Regions from separate parts of the Homo sapiens genome. Here all the other regions are linked to region 1. The links are chromatin contacts, found by Hi-C or POLR2A ChIA-PET in ENCODE. All regions are on one chromosome and are shown on one strand. The core of a region is the stretch at or near the end of the contact, and the rest is flanking DNA. Distances in the headings are between cores, read along the strand shown.

What was found. A loop is a pair of places that touch in the nucleus more often than their neighbours do. ChIA-PET counts read pairs that join two places held with the same protein, here RNA polymerase II (POLR2A). Pooled maps may share reads with other maps.
Region 2: a map with no recorded cell type shows a loop between it and region 1 (8-fold over the local background). The contact joins two enhancer-like sites. A Hi-C loop is called at or near these places in 1 of 168 maps with a recorded cell type or tissue (mammary epithelial cell), 5 of 37 single-sample maps with no recorded cell type and 6 of 50 pooled maps.
Region 3: a loop to region 1 is called in a map with no recorded cell type, with 20 times the contacts of the local background. The contact joins two enhancer-like sites. A Hi-C loop is called at or near these places in 3 of 37 single-sample maps with no recorded cell type and 4 of 50 pooled maps. POLR2A ChIA-PET finds 5 or more read pairs at or near these places in 2 of 52 experiments (BJ and PC-3).

What each region holds. Positions count from the first base shown.
Region 1 is chr9:106,418,530-106,422,165 of GRCh38, forward strand. The region is part of intron 3 of LOC107987108 (a long non-coding RNA gene); the gene reads left to right. Among named protein-coding and RNA genes, the nearest start is that of MIR8081, 180 kb to the right of the region's middle. RefSeq lists an enhancer at 2,241-2,320. Within about 2 kb of position 2,047, at least 2 of the 41 ENCODE cell types and tissues checked have a DNase peak (open chromatin) inside an H3K27ac peak, as active enhancers do.
Region 2 is chr9:107,170,370-107,174,207 of GRCh38, forward strand. It overlaps the pseudogene LOC644661. Among named protein-coding and RNA genes, the nearest start is that of RAD23B, 110 kb to the right of the region's middle. Within about 2 kb of position 1,967, at least 2 of the 41 ENCODE cell types and tissues checked have a DNase peak (open chromatin) inside an H3K27ac peak, as active enhancers do.
Region 3 is chr9:107,259,171-107,262,579 of GRCh38, forward strand. No RefSeq gene overlaps it. Among named protein-coding and RNA genes, the nearest start is that of RAD23B, 22 kb to the right of the region's middle. Within about 2 kb of position 1,486, at least 3 of the 41 ENCODE cell types and tissues checked have a DNase peak (open chromatin) inside an H3K27ac peak, as active enhancers do.

The DNA.
Region 1 (3,636 bases), core at 797-3,296:
AGGTCTTCCCCTGCTAAAAGATAATAATCATTTATTTAGGTTATAATTTTTAAAGACATTTATTATTATTTGTATGTTTATATATTAAATACATAATTATGTTTATTTTAAAGTATATGTTAAATGTATCATATATACATAGATATACTATATATGTACATATATTACACACACACACACACACACATATATATATATACACATTCCTGTAGTAAAAAATTAATACTAATGAAACAAAAGTTATCTCAGTCCCCTTTTTAGAGGTAGATTTTCTTTCTTAAACATCAGTTTTTATCAGAAAAATATAAGGCGAAATTATTGTTTTATCTGATTTCAAGGATCAGACAGCTGGAATCTGTTCCCTTGAGAGTGTCAAATCTAACACTATCCTCAGGAGGCTCTAGAGAACAGTACTTAGCAAACCTAGTGATTTGTGGGTTGGTGATCTCTTCCAGGATGCTAATTGGGGCCAGATCAGCTGTTTCCAGGCACTCCTAAAATGCCCTCTCTATTTACTCTGCCCTTTACCCCTGCCAAGAACACACCACTGTGGCACAGTGTAGAGGAAAGAACATGGGAATCGGGAGACAGCAGTGCTGAAAGCCTGGTGGGGAACACAGGCAGGTTATGGAAACTCTGCTTCTCAGTGTCCTCATCTGTGAAATGGGAATTGTTTGTTACAACTGTGTCCCAGGATTGCTATGAACATTAAATAGCATCATGCTTTCAAATCTCGAAATATTTATAAAATATGAAACATTCTGGTGACACACACGATAAAGAATGGAAGAAAATTTGGAAGAGAAAAGAACAGAAAGCCATAATAAATTTGATTGCATATTACTCCTAATAGTACTCTTAATGTCATAAAACCCCATTGGTTTCATCTTCAGTATTGTACTGTATCTACTCACACTACAGTTTATAGCTCTGGAATGGTTTGTAACAAAGACCTTCATTCAACAAAATTTATCAAGCACCTACTAAGTGCCAGCCTTGACCATGCAAGTGAACAAAATGACTTGCCCTCGTGGTGCTTTTATGGCTTTAGGAAATCCCAGGATGTCAGCCCAAGAGAGTTCTCTGACATGCACCTACTACAGTGAGGTCCCGGGTCTTGCATTCTTCATCTTCCACCTAATATAATTCTGGGTCCCAGATCCCTCAAAAACCCACCACTTGGCTTTAGTCCAGGACAGGAATTTGGAGTTTTGAGCTAGGCTAATGTTTGATGCTCAGAAGTTGGACAGGAACATGTGCTCTGTGCCAGCCATGCTTTTTGAGAACTGGTGTCTGGGTTTAATTTCTACTGTCTGTCAGAGAGAAGCTTTGATCAGACTCTGCATTTTTTCACTTCAACTAAGTGACTAGAGGCTACTACTTGCCCATTTCTACCGCCTCTGTGTGAGCTCTGGTTTGGCAGGAATCTCAGAGATTTATTTCCATGAATTCCCTGGAATTGCCCTGCCCATCATTTCTCTCTCCTTTCCAGTCTCAGCACAGTTAGTGCTGGAGGTTGAGTGAGGGAGCCAGTGTGTGTCCAGGAAGGTATGGGATGAGAAATGGGGAGGGAGACCCACACATATTGCAGAAGGAAGTGCAGCAGGAATAAGTGACTGCAGCTGGGTCTTAATGGCTTTTCTTCTCTGCCGTCATTTTCCTTTAAGCCCAAAAGAAACTCTTTGTAATACGTGTTAAAATTATGGTTCAGATTTCTGATGATCAAGTTACATAGATTAAAGTAATGGATACCAGACTCTGCATCAATTCAGGTATAAATATGGATGAAATGAATGTACATTATCCACTGTTATAAATCTACATGTTCAAGGAAAGACATAAATCTCCTGAACCTTTCCTACCTCAGGCTATGAAGGTGTTGTTGTTTTTTTTCCCAGTGTTTTCGATGAAATTATAATTTGGAGTAATTTGCTGGTTTTGCAGAAACTTCCAGCTTTTTTTTTTTTTTACAAGAAAGGGTAGAGTATATTATTTACAATGGTGAGTCATTAAAATGCTCCAGGAAGTCATTGTTGCAGAGGGGGTTGGAGAGGGAAGGGGTTATGCGGCATTCCAGATGTGCATGTGTGGAGAGCGGTGGTGCATTTGGAGAAATTTATAGCACCTGGTTCCATTGTAAAGGGTCTTGGCCTGGGGGCATTTCTCTTCTCTTCCCCTCCCTTCAGCCCTATCACCACTGTACACACAGGGGCTCAAAGGTGGCAGTGCCTGATGGGCACAGGGCCACAGGACGTTGTGGTCTGGCAGGAAAGAGGGACTTTTCATTCCGTCTAAGCCACAAAGCTGATGAAAGTGTCTGCTCTCCTTGCAGCCTGGGGCCCCCTCACATGAGCAAGAGCAAGTCTCATAGTGAAAGAGAAAAAACAGAGCCAAGCACTCTGCAGAAAGAAGTGCATACTCCAGCTCTGCTGTGCAATAACTGCATGTTTGGGTACCTCTTATCTCTTTGGTTTTCAAAATCTGTAGAATGGAGATAATAGTATGCATTCCATAAGGTTGGTGTGAGGAATAAAGGAAATTATAGGTGTGAAGACACCTAGCACAACTCCTTTACCTTCCTGCTGAAACTCCCCACTTGTAGGGATGAAAGACTCTTGGCCGCCATTGTTCCAAATTGCATCATAAATTCTCAACCATTTTCTCATCTTTTATGGCTCTTAAATCCCCTTAGCTAAGTCTACTGCTCCATCTACATGGAGGTTCAGCTATTTCTAAAGTCCTGAGTTATAAATGAAGAACTCACCAAGGAGACCCAGGCTCTTTCCATAAGATTGCTCCACTCTCCCTCCTCTGTGGCATCCACATCATAAGCTCGCAGCCACCTTGCCCTCATTCCAGCCAGCAGAAGGGAAAAGGTGAAAAGCAGGGCATGCCCTTGCCCTTTAAGGACTAACCTGGAAATGACCTGCTTCACTTTCTGTTACTTTCCACTGGCCTGAATTTAGTCACAGGGCTATACCTAATCATGAAGGGGGTTAGGGAAAGTATTCTTTACTTGAGTTAGCTATGGACCTAGCTACATTCACTTACCATGGAAGAAAGGGAGATGGATACTGGGGGACAATTAGCGTTCTCTTCCAGAGGAGGTCACAGGATTTGTGCCAGAAACTCAAGTAGAGCCATATGCTGGAAGAGAGAGATTTTAGGCTCTGTAGGGGTTGAGAATGGATGACTGTAATCCCATGAATCATGAAATGTATCTGTTTAATAATCAGATTAATCAGGATGTAGCCGTGTGGCTTGCTTTGTTAATGTGCTAATTCCAGGGACTACAGTAACTGGGCCCGTCCTATTATGGGTCAAATAAAATTTACCTTCCTGTGTAGCCACAGACAGTCATCTCATGCCTACCCGATGTGCTTTTTACCTCTGTACCCCCAGTGCATTTCCCACAGCCTGCCACACAGATTTTCATTCAACAGTTGTTGAATGAATGGATGAGTTAATGTGAGAGTAAATAAAAGGACAAGCAATGACTGGGCAACAGGATGTGGGTATGTGGGGATGTCAGTGGGTACTTTCATAAATAGAACCAAACCATCTCTACTCTCCTGAGCCCATCACCTCCCTTACTCTTAAGAAATGTCCTTGCTTTGAATTTAGACAGAGAAAATA
Region 2 (3,838 bases), core at 717-3,216, 750 kb after region 1:
CAGGAGCCGAACTCAGATAGGAAGAATTTCCTCAACAGCATCTAACCGGGGTGCAGGATTCTTGTTGCAGCAAAGATTTGAAAGTGTCCAGGTAAGATTACATAAGTAACCACATGCTAAAGATGACATATCAGGAACTGCAAGAAGAGCCAACAGTGGGTCAACGGCACTGTACTTAGTAATCAAGTCTCGGAAAACTGAGCTATATCACCTGCAATGTTTCCTGGAGCCGATACAACTTGTTCACTGATGTGAGCATGGGGAGATGCCAACAGAGAAATGAATGCTAGGATGGCACCTCCATCTACCACAACCTTGGCTTGTTCTGATTCCCAGAAGCAATGTTAGTGAGCATCCAGGCAGATTCAAACTGAATGGGACTACAATCAGTTCTGCCTAAGAAAGACACAAATTTTGGAATCAAACCAGCCCAGATTAAGTTGTCTTTGTGGGGCGGGGGGTGGTGGGGGGCGGGGGCGGGGCTGTTTTCCTCTAGAAAGTAGTTTCCTGGCAGCTTGAGTAGCTTGGAGCTAACTTTCCACATTGTTGCTATTTATGCCTTTGACAATGTCATCAACACACTAATTTACAGTGCCCTGATTGTTGTGGTTTTTCTGCAGCGGACAAGTAGCATCATCAGGAAATGAGCTTACATTTCTCCTCTTCAGCATCTGGTCATTCTTAGCTTTCCCCAGCTCCACATTGACTTCTATTCTGTGACACCTCATTTCTGTACTGTCTTTTCCCTTGTTCTTGAATCTGTTAAGTCGGGCAGCTGGCTTCACCTTTCTATTTCAGATGCCTAGTACAGGGCCTAGTACTAGATAGGTTCTCAGTATACATGTGTGAAATGAAAGCATAGCCAAAGGATGAATGGCAAGCCAGGGAGTATGTTAGTGAGAGTTCTCCAGAGAAACAGAAGAAATGGGATATTTTACATATACATATATGCACATAATATACGTATTTTATATATACTATACATATTTATATATATTACACACACACACACACACAAAGGGATTTATTTTAAGGAATTGGCCATGTGATTGTAGAGGCCGAGAAACCTCCAGATCTGCGGGGTGAGTTACCAAACTAGCAATGCGAGAGAGCTGATGGTGAGCTTCTAGGGGGAAGACTGACAGGCTTGGGACCCAGACAGAGCCATTGTGCAGTTTGAAGAAAGTACTTAGGTAGGAAGAAGTCTCTTTTACTTGGAGGAAGGAGAGCCTTTTGTTCTATTCAGGCCTTCAACTGATTGGATGAGGTCCATCCACATTAGGGAGGGCCACATCTGCTTGACTGAGTCTACAGATTTAAATGCTAATCTCATCCAAAAACACACTCTGAATAATGCTTGACAAAAGCACCCTGAATAATGTTTGACCAAATATCTGGGCACACCACGGCCCAGACAAGTTGACACAAAACTGACCATCACAGGGGGTGACAATTTTTCTTGCTGAGTTTGTGTTTAGGTAAAACTTTACTATAATTAGGCAAATAGTTTAAAGTTTTTTTTTCAAAGGACTTAGGGACCCTAAATTTGGGTGGGCTTAGCCCTGATCTCTTTCCCTGAAAGAGACAGGAAGGAGCAAAGAAACAGTGTAAATCTATCAACCCTGGTTCAGCCCGTGGTGTTCCTCATGGGACACTGAATTCCACAGTGGCTGCTGGGGTGATGGGCTGCCATGACCTACTCAGGTATAAAGTGGGAGTGAGAAGATCACCAGGGGCTGGGGACCATGTCCTTAAAATTCTGGACCATGAAACTCTTGGTCCCTGGTCATTTCTAGATATGGTCATTGCTAACCCTCAAATTGTTGTTTTGCATAAAAGCGAATGTGTTTTCATAAACAAGAGGGTTTGCTATTTCAAAAACTCAAAGACTCTGCCCTTCTAGCTCAGAAAGCTACCATCCTAAGTCCACCTCTGATGCTCATGCTCTTTATGCATGAGACCAAAGGACTGTGGCACACTCCTGCCACCTGGTGGCAACATATGAAAAGTCATGCAAAGGCTTAACCCTGAGGTTCTGATTTGGCCAAAACACAAGACAGAAAGAGCATGCTTGGAGACTTGCATTAGTGCAACAAAATTATAAGTTAATAGGACCATAAACCTGGAAAGAAAAGTAGTGATTACTGAGTTCAACTATCTCAGTTTCCAGATGAGGAAACTAAGGTTTAAAAATACTTTGTGACTCACTTAAAGATATTTCAGAGCCATGGCCTCATCTTCTCCCATCAAGTGCAATTTCTCCTTTAATCCACCTCTTTAAAAAATTTCCATACTTAGGGCAACTGAAGGCTTGATTAATTGGCAGAATGGTGAGCAATTAAATACAATTGTAAAATAAACCAAAGGGACTAATTTCTATTACGACTCCTGTTTTGTAATGAGCAAAGGTCTTTGTACATACACTTGCTCAGAAGTGACAGTTCTGCCAGAGATGGTTTGCAATGAACTTGCTCTTTCAGTTTGAACAGAGATAGACGTGCATCAGCAAAACCAAGTAAGTGATCACTCCTCTCTATAGGAATAGGATATCACCTTTTCATTTTCATGGATCAAATATGGACTAAATGTTGCTATGTTTTGCTAGCCGCTGTGCTAAGTGCTGGGAATACAATGAGGAGAAAACCAGAAGAGGTTTTTGCTTTCATGGAGCTCACAGTCTGATAGGGAAGACAGATGAGTTAAAATGCAACTACAGTTATGCATCACATAAGGACATTTGAGTCAGTGAGGGACTACGTATACAACAATGGTCCCATAAGATGATAATGGAGCTGAAAAAATCCTATCTAGTGATGGCATAGCTGTTGTAATGTCATTACACAAACGTTTGTGGTGATGTTGCTGTAAACAAATCTACCGTGCTGCCAGTCATATAAAAATGTACAGTAGCCGGGCGCCCTGGCTCACGCCTATAATCCCAGCACATTGGGAGGCCAAGGTGGGTGGATCCCTTGAGGCCAGAAGTTCGAGACCAGCCTGGCCAACATGGTGAAACCCCATCTCTACTAAAAATACAAAAATTTTCCAGGAGTGGTGGTGTACACCTGTAGTCCCGGCTACTCAGGAGGCTGAGGCACAAGAATCGCTTGAACCCGAGGGGGCAAAAATTGCAGTGAGCCGAGATTGTGCCACTGCACCGCAGCCTGGGCAACAGAGTGAGACTCTGTCTCAATAACAACAACAACAAAAGTATGGTAATATCCTAGGCTTTCACACTCACTCACCACTGACTCACCCAGAGTTGCAACTTCCAGTCCTGCAAACTTTATTTGTGGTAAGTTCCCTATACAGCTATACCATTTTTTATTTTTTATACCACATTTTTACTATACCTTTTCTATGCTTAGATAAGTTAGATGCATACATACTTACCATTGTGTTACAGTTACCTACAGTGTTCAGTACAGTAACATGCTATACAGGTTTGCAGCCTAGGAGCACTAGGCTAAACCATGTAGCCTAGGTGTATAGTAGGCTGTATCGTCTAGGTTTGTGTAAGTACACTCTAGGAAGTTTGCACAACAATGAAATCACATAATGACACATTTCTCAGAACGTGTCCCTGTGGTAAAACTATGCATGACTGTGCTGTGCAAGGTGGTAATGAAAACACTGTATGTGGGACTAGGGATAAGAGTTGAGCTAGGACTGGAGAAGACAGCTGTCAACAGAAACAGAATCAACCATAGTCCCTGGTACTAGACAGGGAGCAGTGTCTGATGGAGCCAAATTCCAAATGTGGTTGATTGTTCAGAAGTGACAATTCTGCCAGAGATGGTTTGCAATGAACTTGCACTTTCAATTTGAAACAGAGATG
Region 3 (3,409 bases), core at 236-2,735, 840 kb after region 1:
CTGGCCTCCCAAAGTGCTGAGATTATAGGTGTGAGCCACTGCACCCAGCTTAAGTCTTTTAACTTTATAATTTATTCCTTATTTTGTGCTCAGAAAGCCATTGCCTATCTTGAGATAAGGTAAATACTCACCTCTACTTCTTGCTAGTTGTTTAAAGGTTTCATTTTTCACACGTAAGTCCCTCATCTGTTTGGAATGATTTTAGTCTATGGTATAGGATATAAATCCAACTGATTTTTTTTTCATTTAATTAATGGTCCCAATATAATGTAACCAAGTAATCTTCCTTTTCTTTATTTGATTGTCACTTTCATCACATAATCTTTTTCAATATTCAATTTGTTCCATTTTGTCCCAGCATCACCTTGTTTGGCATTTTCCAACTTCATATGAAGGTTAAATATTTAATAAGGCATATTGCCTCAAATTATTTCCTTGTAAGTTCCATATGTGATAACTAATATGTTGTTATCACTCCTGTTGAGTTTGAATACTGGTGAAGTGGAATGCTTTTTTATTTTTTATTTTTTGTCTATTTATCTATTTGAGATAGGATCTCGCTCTGTCACCTAGGCTGGAGTGAAATCGGACGATCATAGCTCACTGCAGCCTCGACCTCACCGACTTAAGCGATCTTCCAGTCTCAGCCTTGGAGTGCTTTTTCTTTTCTTTTCTTTTCTTTTTTTTTTGAAGCGGAATCTCACTCTGTTGCCCAGGCTGCAGTGCATTGGCACGATCTTGGCTCACTGCAACCTCCACCTCCTGGATTCAAGCGATTCTCCTGCCTCAGCCTCCTGAGTAGGTGGGACTACACGTGTGTGCCACCACTCCTGACTAATTTTTGTGTTTTTAGTAGAGATAGGGTTTCACCATGTTGGCCAGCCTGGTCTTGAACTCCTGACCTCAATTGATCCACCCGCCTCAGCCTCCCAAAGTGCTGGGATTATAGGCGTGAGCCACCGTACCCAGACGGAGTGCATTTCCAAATGTGTATTTATTGACCACTTGTATTTTTCATTTGTTTGTTGTCTGTCCATATAATTTGGCAAGTTTAGGGCACTCAATTTTTTTTACTGATTTGTAATCACACTCTATTAATTGAACATAGCACATGGTTTATCTTTGTCTTTATTTTAATTTTTCATAGCTGGAATATTTGACCCACCTATAACTGGCCGAATTTCTGCATTAGGAACTTGCTATTATTGGAGCATCCATTCTTTTCCCACTGATTTGAAATGTCACTTTTATCGCCTTGTGTTTATAACTCTAAGATCAGGCTGCTGCCATTCATACACCACAAACCTCTTTACCACGGTTTTCTATAAGGTTGTGAGTGAACTGGAACAGTGGCCTTTAACACATGGTAAATGGCATATAAGTGATAGCTCTTATTATTGCACTGGCTAAAAGATCTCTCCCTTTGTGGTTTTGTTTGTTTCCACTTCCCCCTTTATTTGGTGAGAACAACAAGCTCAGTAAGGCTCAACCTTTGCTCTTTGAATCGGTTCAGTTACTCACCTCCCTAGAGGCAGTTTAGAAACTCCCTCGAGCAGAATAAATGAAGCTCTCCTAATTCTTTGTTTTGATGTTTCTGCCCACACCCACACTCCTGACACTGTCAAATATTCCAGCCTCTGACTTTGGGATCCTAAGAGATGCTGTGGGATTTAACTGCGGAGGTGACACATTCAATGTATAATGGTAACCTGAAGGGGCACTGATCCCACTGAACTCCTTAGCTCCCAGCTTAGGAACTGACTGTGGCAAATTTCAGTTAGCAAGTACATCTAGCACAGTGAAGGCTAGCAATTTCTGAAGTCCTTCAGTTCACTTCCCAGCCCCTAGTTCTGTGAATTGCCTCAGGGCTGGCTCCTAACAGCTGTGCCTGGGCTCTGAGCTTGGAATTTTCTTCTTTGAACTCATACAGAAAAATTTACGTGTTTTCTTTTTTTTCTGTCAATCTATTTCCAGATGCTTTATAGCTTTCAGAACTATAGCTGAGTACAATCTACCAAAAACGTAGTGGTTTAAAACAACAATTTATTATTATCTTATGAGCCTCTGTGTTGACTGAGTTTAGCTGAGCTGTTCTTCTGGTCTCACTTCTGGTCTCTCATGCAGTCATAGATAGCAGCTAGGACGGCAGTCCTCTGGAGGCTGTGCTGCATGGAGACATCCAAGATGACTTCTCTCACATGTCTAGCAACTTGATGCTTCTCCACATGGCCTGTCTCCTCATCCTTAGGGGTATCTCATCCTCCAGGGTTTCTACACATGACCACTTTCTACAGCGTGGTAGCTGGATGCATACATTATGGTCCGCTTTCATGAGTGCAAAAAAGGAAGGTGCCAGGACTTTTAAAGGCTTAAATCCAAAATGCTACAGCATCACTGTCACTGCATTTTATTGATTAAAGTCCACCTGCAATATGGGAGGAGACTACACAGAGGAATAAGTACCAACAAGCGTGGTTCACTGGGATCATTTTTGTATAACTATCACATCACTTTGTTTTGGTTTCCAAAGCTGTTGTGTTTTGGGACGTTTTTTGAAATTACTTCAAAAAGATTTAGAGGAGAAAAAAATGAACTCAGTTTTAATTCACCATCTTAAAGTGGGAATCCAGTATTTGTTTTGAAAATGGCTGTAGAAATTATTTTTTGGTATTTGTGTTATTCTCTTTTTACTATGTGCATTGTGTAATACAACATATACAATAATCTCATTTTCTAATCCTGTCAACATCACTTAATTGAAAAAATATGGTTTTCTTTGAAAATAAAATCTCTCAGAATAAGAATATATTCAATTCTTTAATTCAATAAACATTTAAAAAAATCCCTTATATGCTGGGTCCTATAATCAAGGTACAGAGTGACTAATATTTTCAATTTGATTCAATGATCAGTAATCATAAAGCATTCTTTTTTTTAAAAGTACATTAAGCTCTTATTAAATTTATGGAACTATAGGGGTATAAAGGATTTTAAGGCAGTGTTGTCCTCAGGGAGCCTTAAAATAGGAATAGTTATTAAATGTAATAAAAATGAACATGTTGTGCACACACAAAAGACATTCTTGGGCCCTTATCTAACACCACATACAAAAATTAATTCAATATGGATCAAAGACCTAAAGATCTAAAACTAAAAAACTTTTAGACAAAAACATAGCATAAAGATTCATGACATTGGCTTTGACAATGATTTCTCAGATATGAACAAAAACCACAGACAACAAAGAAAAAAAATAAATTGGACTTCAAAATTTTTGAAATTTGGACATCAAAGGACACTGTCACCAGAGTAAAAAAGCAACTCAAAGAATGGACTAAAGTATTTGAAAAATCACATATCTGATAAGGGAGTAATATTCAAAATATAGGAAGTTGTAAAACTCAACAAC